2 separate regions of the Homo sapiens genome follow, and region 2 is linked to region 1. The links are chromatin loops, found by intact Hi-C in ENCODE. Cell type or tissue: mammary epithelial cell. All regions are shown on one strand. Links, peaks and the distances in the headings refer to the core of each region. The heading gives the core; the rest is flanking DNA.

What was found. Peaks named below come from ENCODE experiments on the same cell type or tissue, not always from the same donor. Only the 100,000 strongest peaks of a DNase experiment are listed, where the experiment ranks them.
Region 2: it touches region 1 in a loop (8-fold over the local background); 1 of 110 quality-filtered maps calls a loop at or near these places.

What each region holds. Positions count from the first base shown.
Region 1 is chr11:129,639,300-129,646,195 of GRCh38, reverse strand. No RefSeq gene overlaps it. Among named protein-coding and RNA genes, the nearest start is that of LINC01395, 25 kb to the right of the region's middle. RefSeq lists an enhancer at 5,817-6,896. In mammary epithelial cell, for the core only: no CTCF peak of the experiment used is centred there; DNase peaks (open chromatin) are centred at 2,775 and 4,095; H3K27ac peaks cover 3,436 bases.
Region 2 is chr11:129,436,984-129,443,879 of GRCh38, reverse strand. It overlaps BARX2 (BARX homeobox 2), which reads right to left. Exons shown (of 4, transcript NM_003658.5): 2 at 6,829-6,896; 3 at 961-1,045. Among named protein-coding and RNA genes, the nearest start is that of BARX2, 65 kb to the right of the region's middle. RefSeq lists an enhancer at 2,696-3,220. In mammary epithelial cell, for the core only: no CTCF peak of the experiment used is centred there; a DNase peak (open chromatin) is centred at 3,649; H3K27ac peaks cover 1,312 bases.

The DNA.
Region 1 (6,896 bases), core at 1,087-5,086:
CTTCCTTCCTTCCTTCCTTCCTTCCTTCCTTCCTTCCTTCCTTCCTCCTCCTCCTCTCCTCCTCCTTCTTCTTTTCTTCTTCTTCCTCCTCCACCTCCTCTTTCTCCTCCTCTTCTTCTTCTTCCTCTTGGTCTTCTTCCTCTTCTTCTTTCTCTTCTGTCTTCTCTCTTCTTTTCTTTCTTCTCTCTTCTTCTTTCTTCTTCCTCATCTTCTTTCTTTTCTTCTTTTTGATACAAGGCCTCACTCTGTCGTCCAGGCTGGAGTGCAGTGGTGTCAGAACATGGCTGACTGCAGCCTCAACCTCCTGGGCTCAAGCAGTCCTCCTGCCTCAGCTGGGCATGGTGATACTTGCCTGTAGTCCCAGCTACTCAGGAAGCTGAGGCAGGAGCTCTGTTTCTTCAAACCATGTCTTTTGCCTTGTAATTTTTTCTTGATAGCTGGACGTGATATACTGGGTTAAAGAAATTGCTGTAAATAATTCTTTAGTAATGTTATGGTAAGGTACGTGGGTAGAGGAAGCATTCTATAGTCTATGATTAGGTCTTAGTCTTTTAGGGAACCTACGCCTTTGGACTGTGAACTTCACAAATATTTCTCAGTCTCCTCTGGACTCCCCTTAGGTGGGAAGGAATGACTAGGGTGTGCTTGAGTTGGGTATTTTCCTTCTCCCACGGGGAAGGCTAGGGCTAGCTGTAGTTGGGTGTTTTCCTTCCCCTAGGTCAGTAAGACTCTGATAAAACCCCTGCAGTTTAGGTGCTAGTTAAATAGTTTCTCCTGAGGGCATATCTTGTTAAAAAGAACAGAGTGCTCTGGCATATTTCAAAATGATTCCTCTCTTTCCTTCTGCCAGGAGCACAAGGAGATTTTCCCCCCAGTATTCACCATGAGAAACTGGTCAAGCTCTTGGAGGTAAAACTCACAAAAGTGTGCCCCCAACCTCGACCCCTGTTACTGGGTTTCTCTGGTGTTTTTAACTCCTAAACTTATCCATACTCAGCCTCCAGCAATTCATGGTTTCCTCTCCAGGTGCTGGATCTCACAGAGGTTTGCTCATGGGTTTCTGCTCCGGTTAGTTGTGACTCTCTGTATCTGCCTGTCTAGCTCTCCAATTTTGAGAGCAGCAGTTTGCCCTGTGACCTCATTTCTCTTACAGATCTAAGAAGAGTTGTTGGTTTTTTAGTTTGTTCAAATTTGTACTTGTTGCTGCAGAATGACAACTTTTAAGCTTCTTAGGTACAGAACCAAAGCTGGAACCCTGATACATTTCTATTAGAGCACTTGTGTCATTCCTCTTTGAATTTTTGTTAATTGATGAACTCAAGTTTCTCACACTGAGGGTAACTTTTTGAGGTCAGGCACATTTTATTCATCTTTACCTCCTACACATACGTGACTTTTGCACCAACGTATTAACACACAACAGACATCCAAATATAATTGTGAAGAACAGACATAATGAATGCATAAATTAGTGAATAAATGACACTTTTCATCATCATTTTAATACTCTCCAACTTCACTTTCCGATAAAACCTCATTTCTATTCAAACATCTTATTCTATTCAAAGGATTCCCAGTATAGAAAAGCATAGCCTTGTTCAGAGTTACAGAAGGTCAGCCAAGGTCAGATCTGTGGATAGCTGACAACCACATCTTCTCTGTTCTCCAGAGAGTGTGAGACACAGGACGCCTCCCATAAGGAGGCAGTGTGTTATGTATTTTACAGGCTTTTTGTATACTCACTCTTTTTGTTTCAGACGGAGTGAGCTAGTGCTTGTGAAATGTTGAGAGTGGGAGCACCTTCAAGACAGTGGTAGAACACAGGAGGCCCTTGTGCAGACTTTCAATTCTCAGTGCTGGTAGAGCTTCTCTTGCTCCACCTGAAATATTCCTGCGACTCCAATCATGAGTGGAGACATATAACAATACTGAGCTTATGTTCTAGAGTGTGTGTGTGTGTGTGTGTGTGTGTGTGTGTGTGTGTGTTACCACCTGTGTCCTTGGGAAAAGCAAAATAGCACTCTATGCATAAGTCTGCCTTAATACCTACCGATTATATGGAAACTGTTTGCGTGTCTGCCTTCCCTTCTAAATTGTGGATTGCTTGAAGGTTGGTGTTCTGTCTTCATCATTTGCACTCTAAGAGCCAACAGAGTTAATGTCTGCTGAATCAGATGATGAAAGATGAAGCATGGAACACGATGCCCACAAACAGTCCAACTGCTTTTCGGGGCCAGGATCTGTGTCTGTCGTTAGCTCAAGTCTCTAAAGATGCAGCGGCCCCTTGCTCCTCTTCCCGACAGGAAAGGCAGATATCAAACCTACTGCCTATCTCTTTGCTTGGCTTAATTCTCTATTCTTTGTTCATAGAACTTAAGTAGGTCTATTCCCACCTCTGAGAGCTAGAACCAGTTTGGGGTTTCTTCATGAAGTGTGTGGCAATGGTGTCCCTAAATAGCTTTGGGTGATGAAAGAAATTGGCTTGGGAGAGACGCCTCCCTGTTTGTCTTCTCAGTCTTGGGAGTGGGCCCCAGTAGGGCTTTGCCCCAACCCTGGCCTCTCTCTGCTCGGGGCTATGAGGTGCTCAGCATGGTGCATTCTGAGTGTGTGAAAAGAGGAAAGGGAATATGAGTCAGAGAAATAATTCCTAGGGCCAACCTCACCCTAGAATTGTTTCATCAAAATGGAGAGGTTGAACACTGGGGAACAAGCCCTTTGCCAAAGTCTCCACACTGTTCCGACTTGCCTTTGACTTGAGGACTCAGCAAACATTGACAGAGGGCTGACGAACCAAGAAGGGCTTGATTTACAGAGCACTCCTCTGTCCCAGGAAGAAACCAAACACTGTAGATCACTAGGAGATGACCGAGGTTCTAAAGTGCCTATAAACAATATGAGCTGGCCTTACTCCTCACACTGCCTGGAGTCAGTTTCCAATGGGCAGCGTGCCCTCCTAAGAGGCAGGACAGAGAGAAACAGCTTCTGTACACCATGAGATGACTCAGATGAAGAGTCACATCAGTCACTGTCTTCTTCCAGGAAGAAGTCTTGATATCACTGGGGGGAGTTTCATAATAGCTTCTGCTGTCTGTCACCCAGCTTTAGGGGGTTTCTGTCAGTACTAGGCATTGTGATGTTTAATGGTATGAAGGAGGAGAGTCTAATTTTTACAGCCTAGCCCCAACAGCACAAGCACCTCGGTTACTACAATATTTTCTCAGACAGTCCGCCCCGTGAATGTAACCATAGCCCACTTCCCTAGGATATTGGAGTGCCACATGTATTCTTTTTTTTTTGAGACGGAGTCTTGCTCTGTTGCCCAGGCTGGAGGGCAGTGGCGCGATCTCGGCTCACTGCAAGCTCCGCCTCCTGGGTTCAAGCCATTCTCCTGCCTCAGCCTCCCGAGTAGCTGGGACTACAGGCACCCGCCACCACACCTGGCTAATTTTTTGTATTTTTAATAGAGACGGGGTTTCACCGTGTTAGCCAGGATGGTCTCGATCTCCTGACCTTGTGATCCTCCTGCGTCGGCCTCCCAAAGTGGCCACATGTATTCTTTCTAGTGGTGACTCAAAACACCTATAGAAGAGGATCTATCTATCTACACACACACACACACACACACACACACACACACACACACACACACATACTTTGTTTACATCAATGAGATACTCATCTGGGTTTTATGGATATGAAATCTGGGATTCTTTTATCTTTCTTAGTCAGTTATTCCAGTTGTATTTTATAGTATTTGTTTTGGCTTAGTTTCTTCCTTCTAGATTATTTAACGACCTCATCAGCCTGGGAATTTAAAAGATATACCTTGTGATTATCTGTTTAGCTGAAATGTACTTGTGTGTTTATTTGCTTACTTAATTTCTTGGGACTTTGGAGGTGGGACTGGTACTAGTGGCTCTGGGGTTAGTAACAGTGGTCCTACAGTTCCTTGGCTCTCTAGGATTCTGGAAGGAAAGTTGTTTAAGAATTAACCTAACTGTATTTCTAGCAGAAGCACAAAAGATCACATGGAATTCAAACAGTGAGACTCTCAGTAGCATAAGAGAGCATGTCACTACTTGTCTCTGGATTCCAGTTTCCTATAAAATGAAGGGGTTGGCCTAAATGACAGAGGTCTCCTGCTAGCTCCATCTATCTACCCACTCATCCATCCCCAGCAGGTTAGTACATCCCTCAGCTTCTCAGACAGGAGAGGTGATTGGGTTCATCCCTTTCTGAAGAATCTCCAAAGCACAGCCAAAGCTGGGAAGGAAGACCCATATGAATACAGGCGGATGCCCTATTTCTTCTGAGGAAAACCATGAAGAACAGCTCCAACAGAGGAGCCTGGACTACAACCCTGGGCAGGCAGCTCCACCCACCCGTCCACAGGTGACCTTGGTCCTCCTTACATTTACAGAGTATGACAGCAGGAACGTCTGTGGTGATCATCTGTCAACTGTAATTTTGGAACATGATATGAGCTGGGATCAACTTTTATTAAGCCCGAGGCCATCTTTTCTCTTGAGAGTTAATCCAAAGATTACCTGCTAAATGCAGAAATTCAGCGCCAAATCAGACGAAATACACAAATGTGGTCCCTTCCCTCTAAGAGCCTATAATCTAAATTAAACAGCATACATTGATAATGGGAAATTGTGGGCAGCTTTCAAGAGAATTGAATCAAATATTGAGATTACATCTTGGCCTCAGGTTAATGGCTTTTAGTGTACTTGGGGGGGGTCAAGGGTTATGGGTTTAGAACCTGACCAGTGCTCTCAGCAGGAAAAGTCACAATGTGTAGCCAGTCGGTTAGGAAAGGTTCCACGCTGGAGAGAATCCCAGGAGGTCAACAGGGAGTAGCAGGGCATTTGGGAGGAGGCAGGTGGTGCAGGGGGAAGTCAAAGGCATATGGGAAGAGCTCACATAACGAGGACCAGCATTTTCCAGAACCGTACAGTACTTGGCCACTTGAATTAAGGCACTGCCAAGTTCACTCTCTTTCTCTCATTATTCAGATGTCTCTGGAAATTCCACTTCCTAGGATGCATCTGATTACACCCAGTCTCTTCACCTTTGCATATGGTATTAGAATTTAAACGAACATGTTAAATTTGCTCTATCTAAATTTGCACCGGCCACTGGCAACTATTTCCATTTTAGTGGTTTAGTAAGTTATATCTACTGTATTCTTTCAGCAGGCAAACAATACACACCATACAGCCAGACAATGTTAGAGAAGGAAGAAAGGTTAACTCCTCCCACTCACTCATTTCACAGATGGGAACACGGATGTTCCCAGAGACTTGGTAAAACTTGCCTGGTCCATGACTTTGGGAATACAGACATCCTCTGAGTGCGATGCTTTGTATACGTGGCCTGGAGTTTGCTTCCTGATGATGTGCTCCTTCCTGCCCAGGTAGCCTCGGTTGGGCTCCACTATCCCTGCTCCAGTACCCACTCCCAGCACTTAAGAATGTCTCCTGTCTGGCTCCAGCATGAAGGTAACAGAGAAGGAAGATCTGGATTTCCGGCAGATTAAGTGGAGGAGAGAAGAGAGGGACCGAGGAAGAAAAAAAAGGCCGTGGACAAATGAAAACTGTCTTGTGAACATAAAGTGATTGACATAGATCACATCACCTGGATTATGATGATTTAAAAGGCAGTTCACACACAGAAATCCCAGAAAGGTTTAGAGCAAAATAATGACTTTCAGAGAAGACTGTGAATTTGGATCTCTACATTCCAGTACACTTATGGGGGAAAAGAAAGTGCTTTTAACTTACAAGTATTCTGAATAGTCACTCTTTCGGAGTCTTTTTTTTTTTAATTGGAAAGTAACATTTTTCCATTAGAGGATTCAATTCTACTACTGCTGCAAAAGAATTATTTCTGGAGTCAGAATCAAATCAACCTTTATAATCAGTCTAATGAGTCAGACCCACTGATATATATTAGTGGACCTGGCTTCTGTTCTAGGTCAGGAACTGAGAGCTCCTGACACTTTGTAATAGTGTAATAGGGGATAAAATGTCAGAAATTTCAGTGAAAATGGAGGTTAAGTTGTGCATTTTAAAAGCAATTTTTAGGTATAAGGTAGTAAGTAGCTAGTACTTATGTGCCAGCAGTTCAGAAAGCAAAACCCAATGGCCAATTATTCTTTGCTTTGTACATTTGGGGACTATAAGCAGACGGACACTAAGGAGCACACATCCCTGGATTTATTTCTCAAAACATATCGCACATTCCTAATTTTCCTCACAGATCTTTTTAAAGATTACTCTCAGAATGTGCCCAAAGAGTCCCTGAACAAATGCTATTCATTTTGGTAAATATAACAAAAATCATTAGAAGATATCAGCATTTTAAATAGCGATTATAATCCGGTGGTTGACTTCTGTATTGCCCTGTTCGGTATCTATATGTTTTGTAAAGGCTTACATTGACTTGTTTACAGATATACCATTTGCATTTAGCTAATTGTGACGTCTGTGGTCATTTTCTATAAAGAGGTTGGTCTTTAAGCTGTTGGTAATGAATGTGGCTTAGTTTCTACTGGAAAATCTGATTCAGCTTACATCATTTTGACTTATAGCACCTTTGCCAGGAATGAAATCTAAGAGTGCAAGACTGCCTTGTTTTTCCCCAGGTCTGCAGAGGCCTGTTGCTTTTAATGGGTTGTGTGTAGGACACAAGGATGTGACTCATCTATCCACTTAAGAGTCATAAAACAGTAATGCAGACAGCTCAGCGTCAGTCATAACGTTCATTGTATGCACCATACTGAATGGGCATTACCATTTAGTTTTTGTTATTTTACAGGAAAGTGGGCATTGGTACCCAGTGGACAAACAAAATATTTATTAAGCTTATTGTCATCAATGTCATTAATATAA
Region 2 (6,896 bases), core at 1,472-5,471, 200 kb after region 1:
CAGGGCTTCTTCCCTTATCGCCACCCCTCCTCGTTTTCTTTTGCTCTGGGCTTTGACCTTGTCTCAGTGGTTTACAAAGCTGAGAAAGGAAACACTCAACTACTTTGGAAAATTTTGATTTAATAGTGCCCTTTTTAGTGAAAAGAATAAATGATAATGAAATTGAGTTCCTCACAACGTAGGGATGTATCTATTCTAATACTTAAAAATCAAAGATGGAAATATTCATTAGCTAGGCACTAGAGCAGGATGATGGAAACTGTGGTCATCATACCAGGCACTTCAGAATAACCAGGGCTCTTGTTAACACGCACATTCCCAGCCTTGGCCCAGACCTCTGGGACCAGAATCCTGGGAGGGGGCCTAGAGTTCTGCATTTAACCTGCTACCCAGGGGACGCTAATGCCCACCAAAGTTTGAGGATCACTGCGTTAGAGGACGCACAGCCAAAAGAACAGATGCATCCTCTACGTCATTATAAACAAAGAGTACTGACTTCTATTTTTAGCTCTTGGTGGGAGGAAGAAGGAAGTTGTTTGAAAAGGCTAGCAGGTAGGGTTAAAACTAGCAAGTTAGGAGAAATACCTAATGTAGATGACGGGTTGATGGGTGCAGCAAACCACCATGGCAAATGTATACCTAAGTAACAAAACTGCATGTTCTGCACATGTACCCTAGAACTTAAGTATAATAATAAAACTAGCAAGTTAAAAGCCTGTAAGCTTTTTTTCCTTTGATTTCTAAGGAAACAGAAAAAGAATATCCCTCTGTTTAGGAACTCCAGGTCAAGAGGAATAGCTCAACCTACAGATCCAACAGCTTCCCCGCAAGCCAGCAGCATAGAAGGCCTTCCAATCTCTGCAGCCCAAACTGCCAAATGGTCCGGCCTCCCTCCCAACAGCCCTGGAGTAAAAGTCCTTCCCATCAGGAAGGGATCATGGTTAGTCACTCCTTTCTTACCATTTTCTTCCATTTCATCCTGCGATTCTGATACCAGGTCTTCACCTGCAGCTGAGTGAGTCCCAGAGACTGAGCCAAGTCCAACCTAGAAGGCACAAGATACAAAGGAAAGGTGAGCAGAATGGGAGGCAGCAGGAGAGATGGGATCCTGCTGGCAGGCTCCAGACAGGCTCCAGCACTGGCTACCAAGGCTCGGACCTCCCCCATTAAACGAGGTCTTCCCCAAAGCGCTTTTCTTTCCTTCCAAGAATCCAACAGAGGAAACTCTGGGAAGCTGAGAAACAGATGCCCATGCCTGAGGACACCTGGGCCAGTCCCCATCCTGAAACATTCACGGTCTGCAAGGGACCTGAGAAGGATGCCTGGGGCTTCTCATCACACAGTCCTTTTCCTGGCTTGACAAGAGCATTCACTCTGACCCTCTGGCCCATCGTCCAGACTGGAAACAAAAGGCAAAGCCAGATGTTGCTGATGGGAATCCACTCATCATTCCAGACCCAGCCCCGGTCCCACCTCCGGCAGGTGATTCTCCTGGCTCCCACAGCTCGTCTCCTCTGCACCCTCCCACAGGCCAGCAGTCACCCAGATGGTCCCACGTTTCCTGCTGTTCTCTGATCACTCCAACTGTGTTATTTCTGCCTCCCTAACTCAGTAGCCAGGGCAGCGTATACCTTCCACTTCTTTTCTACCCATGAAAGTGCCCATCACACTGCTAAATCCAGAACCGGTGCTCAAAAAATACTTCTTAATGGATTGATTCAATCGCTGTAGCTGTCCTAAATTGTTATAACAATTAAAATGTTATAAATAAATAAATATTATAAAGATTCCAAAAGAAACATTAAATCCACAGCCCTTCCTGTTTTCCATTCTACTGCTAATCATGGTGCTGTACTTCTCTGTAGTCTTCTGAAAAGTCCTAAAAGTCAAAGCCATTTCTGGGGCTAAATCTAACACACCCACCATTTCCTGAGCACCACGGCATCCCAGGGTACATGCTAAGCCCCTGACATGCTGTCTTATCTATCCCATTCACAACGCAGTGAAGCAGTGTAATTGTTCCCATTTTACAGATAAGAGAGTTGAGGCTTGGAGAGATTAGACTCTCTCAGCAACTGTGGCCAAATCCTGTCTGCTACCTGGTTGTGTAAATAAAGTTTTATTGTAACAGGCCAGGCACAGTGGCTCATGCCTGTAATCCCAGCACTTTGGGAGGCCGAGGCGGGTGGATCACCTGAGGTCAGAAGTTGGAGACCAGCCTGGCCAACATGGTGAGACCCCCATCTCTACTAAAAATACAAAAATTAACTGGGTGTGGTGGCAGGTACCTGTAATCCCAGCTACGAAGGAGGCTGAGGCAAGAGAAGTGCTTGAACCTGGGAGGCGGAGGTTGCAGTGAGCCGAGATGGCGCCACGGCACTGCAGCCTAGGCAATGGAGTGAGACATTGTCAAAATAAATAAATAAATAAAAATAAATTACTTCTGTGCTACAATATCAGAATTGGGTAGTTGTCACAGACCATATGGCCCACAAAATGTAAAGTATTTACTGTCTGGCTCTGCCCAGAAAACCTTTACCGACCTCTGGCAGATGATCGTAGAGTTAAGAAGTGGGGCAGGATTCAAACCCACGATGTCTGACCTGTACACCAGCTCCTGCATTGGGGCTCACACCCACTCACAATATATCTGCACAAGTTGAACCTGTCAAAGGGGATCGCAGGGATGCTTCATCCCAGGAAGCAGCAAACAACCGGGTGGGACAAGTAGAATGAGAAAGGGAAGTCTGCAGTCAGACTTCCAACATCAGTCCTTGAGACAACAACCATTGACCTAATAGGATAAGAACCCCAGGTCTACCTCAGCACCAACTGGAGAGCCACCTCCTTAAGCCAACATAAGCTGCCTCACTGCCACGCCAGCCCTGCTCAGCAAAGCAGTGTGGACTTCGAATGCAGCAGCTTGGGACAATCACCCCTGACAGAGCTTGGGCAGCAACCCCCACTTTTTGAAAGGCCCTAGGTTTCTGAGGATTGCCGTCTGTGAATCTCGGGCCCACAGTCAGTCTCACTTGCCTGCTCCATGGGGAGTCTCAGGTGTGGGTTTTCAGCTGCAGCTCTCCACCTGGGGAGATCTAACTATCAGGGAGGCCCACAGGGACCGGCCCTGATGATCTCAGGTGCAGCTGCCCAGTTGCCCTGCTCTGACCAGGCTGCATAATTTAAAGCCCCAATAATACACAGAGTCTTCCTTCAGGGGACCCTGGAAGTGGTCTTAAATCAGTACTCACATCCCTCTGGTCATCCCTGTAGAAGAGCTACTAGAAGCTGGCAGTTTTATTGAAAGTGATTAACAGGCTAAAGCCAATAAATTCCCAGTGCCAACAGCACTTGGCTCTTCCCACAAATGAAGCACTGCTTCCCAAGCAGTCGCTCATTGAGAACCAAGAACCCAGGGGGCCACCCCACAGACTTCTGGTCTCCCAGGCCTCCCTGGAGACGGGTCCTCCATGGTTCTGGCTGGCGGTGCCTTCCCGAGCCCAGTTCACCTGAGGCCATCAGGTGCATTAGTCAATGGAAGGCTCAGTTCACAGCTCTGCAACTGCATTAGCAAACAGTGTTAGCTCACTTGGGAAAAATGCAGCCCTGACTCACTCTGGCTACAGAAACATGCTTCACTGTCATCAGCTTTCTCTCATTACCTGCCACCGTTACAAATTCTCACTTCCCTGCATATTCGCTTAAATGGGGTCACCTAGGAAACTGGAGAAACAAACACAGAGGAGGAGGGTGAGAGCTGTGGGAGGAGGGAGTGCTCATGGCCCTGGTCACGTAGGGAGGCGAGGAACATCTGAGAGGGCAGGTGAAGATGGCAGCTTCCATGCCAGCCAATGGTGTCCTCCCAGATAAGTGAATCAATCCTGTGTAGGTGACCTGAGAGATGCCTGGGCAGGTATCAGGGAGCCCCAGGAGGTTTAAGAAGAACTAATATTTCTGAAAAAAAAAATTCTCTGACTTCTGAAAAATCAGCCTAATATGTTAGTCATGCACGCTGAAGCCCGTCTGACATACCACCGTGCTACCATAGACAAAGGTGCCCACTCCACTGGGTGCACAAGTTCATGAGGCTCTCAATTATATGCTAGGGAAGTGGAAACAGCCATGTCATACCTGGAGAGCCCATCTACTAACCTCCGGTTCACAGACCTGTCTCCATCATCTGCCCAAAGACACTCCAAATGCACAGGTCTAGAACAGAACTCAACCTTTCCCCACCTAAGTCTACTCTGTCCTCTGTCTTCCTACTTCAGTTCATGGCGTCCCTATCCACCTGCTGGCCCAGTCCAGAAACCACAGAATTCTCAACTCCCTTCTTGCTTCCTTCCGCAATGTTGATTCTGCCAATTCTCTCTTCAAGATTGTCCTCTTCTCACACATGGACACAGGGAGGGGAACCTCACACACCAGGGCCTGTTTGGGGGTGGGGAGGATAGGGGAGGGATGGCATTAGGAGAAATACCTAATGTAGATGATGGGTTGATGGGTGCAGTAAACCACCATGGCACGTGTATACCTATGTAACAAACCTGCACGTTCTGCACATGTATCCCAGAACTTGAAGTATAATAATAAAAAAAAAATTGTCCTCCTCTCTATTCCTGCCTCTCTGTTCCCACTGCCACCCTTTAATTCAAGTCTTCGTGATGATCACTGGATTCTCTCCTAACTGGTCCCTGCTCCGTCTCTGGCCTCTCTCATCCATCATTTATGGTGCCACCAGAGAGACAGTTCTAAAATGTAAGTCTGATCATGTCACCTCCAGCTCATAAAGGCAGTGCCAACTGCTTAAACAACCAAGTTCACATTTCAGCCAGGCATACGAGGTCCACCATTTGCCTGTTCACACCTTAAGCTGGAGATGTCCTGGCTACTTGCAGTTTCCTCCACATACCCGGCGAGACACGCTTCTTTGCCTTGTGTGTGCCAACCCCTCAGTGCGGGACTTCCTGTCCCTCCTGGAATCAAAGCTCTTCTTAAATGTTACCTCCTCTGAGAAGCCTCCCCTAACCCCATCTCCCACGCTCAGCAATATCCTGTGTTCCTACTGCACTCAGCAATGCACAGGCACCAGCGCCTGGCTTGCTGCGTCTTTGTTCCTGTAGTCGTTCCTTCCCCATGATCCCTTTCTGTCACAACAGGACTCTCTCGACTGCTTTCTGGACCCGTAATCCCTGCCACAGTGCCCCAGTGGCACCCAGAAGGCCCTTACCAAACAGCTGACGGTGCCTCATTAACAGAATCAGAAGCTAAATTCCCTTTTAGTCGGTGATATGCAGACTCCTCTGTCACTTAAATTTGTATCAAAGAGCTACTACACAGCTTAAGAGATTCATTTGAGGTTCCTTCCTTTACTTTTTGATAGGACTGGTGTCCAACCTGGTATGTCCAAGGCAGCAGGCAAAAGAAGAGGAAGAAGGACCTGAGAAATCTCCCCAATAAATAGGATCACACATTATTAGCTCAGCCATCTCCAGAGTCAGTCTGAAAGAACAAGATGAGACACTGAGATACACACTTTTTTTTTTTTTTTTTTTTTTGAGACTGAGTCTCGCTCTGTTGCCCAGGCTGGAGTGTAGTGGCATGATTTTGGCTCACTGCAACCTCCACCTCCTGGGTTCAAGCAATTCTCTGTCTCAGCCTCCCAAGTAGCTGGGATTACAAGTACCTGCCACTACACCCAGCTAATTTTTGTATTTTTAGTAGAGACGCGGTTTCACCATCTTGGCCAGGCTGGTCCTGAACTCCTGACCTCGTGATCCACCTGCCTCGGCCTCCCAAAGTGCTGGGATTACAGGCGTGAGCCAACACACCCGGCTATTTTTTTTTTTTTTTTAAGGAGACAGGGTCTCGCCTAGAGTGCAGCGATGCAATCTGATGCAATCATACCTCACTGCAGTCTCAAAGTCCTGGGTTCAAGTGATCCTCCCATCTTAGCCTCTTGAGTGGCTGGGACTACAGGTGCATGCCATCACACCTGGCTCATATTTTAATTTTTGTAGAGACGGGGTCTCACAACGTTGCCCAGGCTGCTCTCAAACTCCTAGCCTCAAACGATCCTACTGCCTCAGTCTCCCAAACTGCTGAGATTACAGGTGTGGGCCACAATACCCGGCCCAGACACACACTCTGGCATATGTTTCAGTTAAAATAGTAAATTAAAGAAAAGGAGGTGAGGCATTGAGGCCTCCAAGAAAGCAAGGGTCACAGCCTCCCCAACATGGATCTCAGAGGGGTTCAAAGAAGGGGCTCTCAGCCAGGTCCTCCTGGGTCTCAGTCAAATGGTTCTGACTTGACATCCAGCAAATTCACTAACATGTCTGACCTCCTCAACTGGATCCCTCCAGTCCTTCCCAAGCAATAGCCAGGCCAGCAAACTGAGTCAGTGGGGAATCAGCTGGAGGCTGTGGAGAAGATTGAGAAGATCATGAATCCCAATTCCAAATCTAGTCCTGCTGCCTCCAATCCTAAGAGTGAGTGGCTTAAAAACCAAGCCTGTTTCCCAGCTGACCGCCTGAGCAACCATTTGCTAAACTGGACCTTGTTTATGATACTGAAATAGTTAAGTTCAAATATGGAGATAAAGTGGTGAGTTAAGTTTAGCCGCAGGCAGGCTCCAGGGACCGTGTGGTGGATTCATGTGGGCTGGGTTCTGTTAACCAAGGTTGAGATGATTTGAGCCAAGGAGTGGACTCCGCCATAGTGTCCTGCCTCACTGTACCAGTGCTGTGGCTCCACGGCCCACAATGGGAGCAAGTCTCCCGTTCCCAGGGGCCTTCACTGCGGAGAGTCCCTTCCCTGCGTCCTCACCTGTCTGGGGTTGACAAATACTTCTGCTTCTGGAATTTCTTCTCCAGGCCCATGAGCTGCAGCTCGGT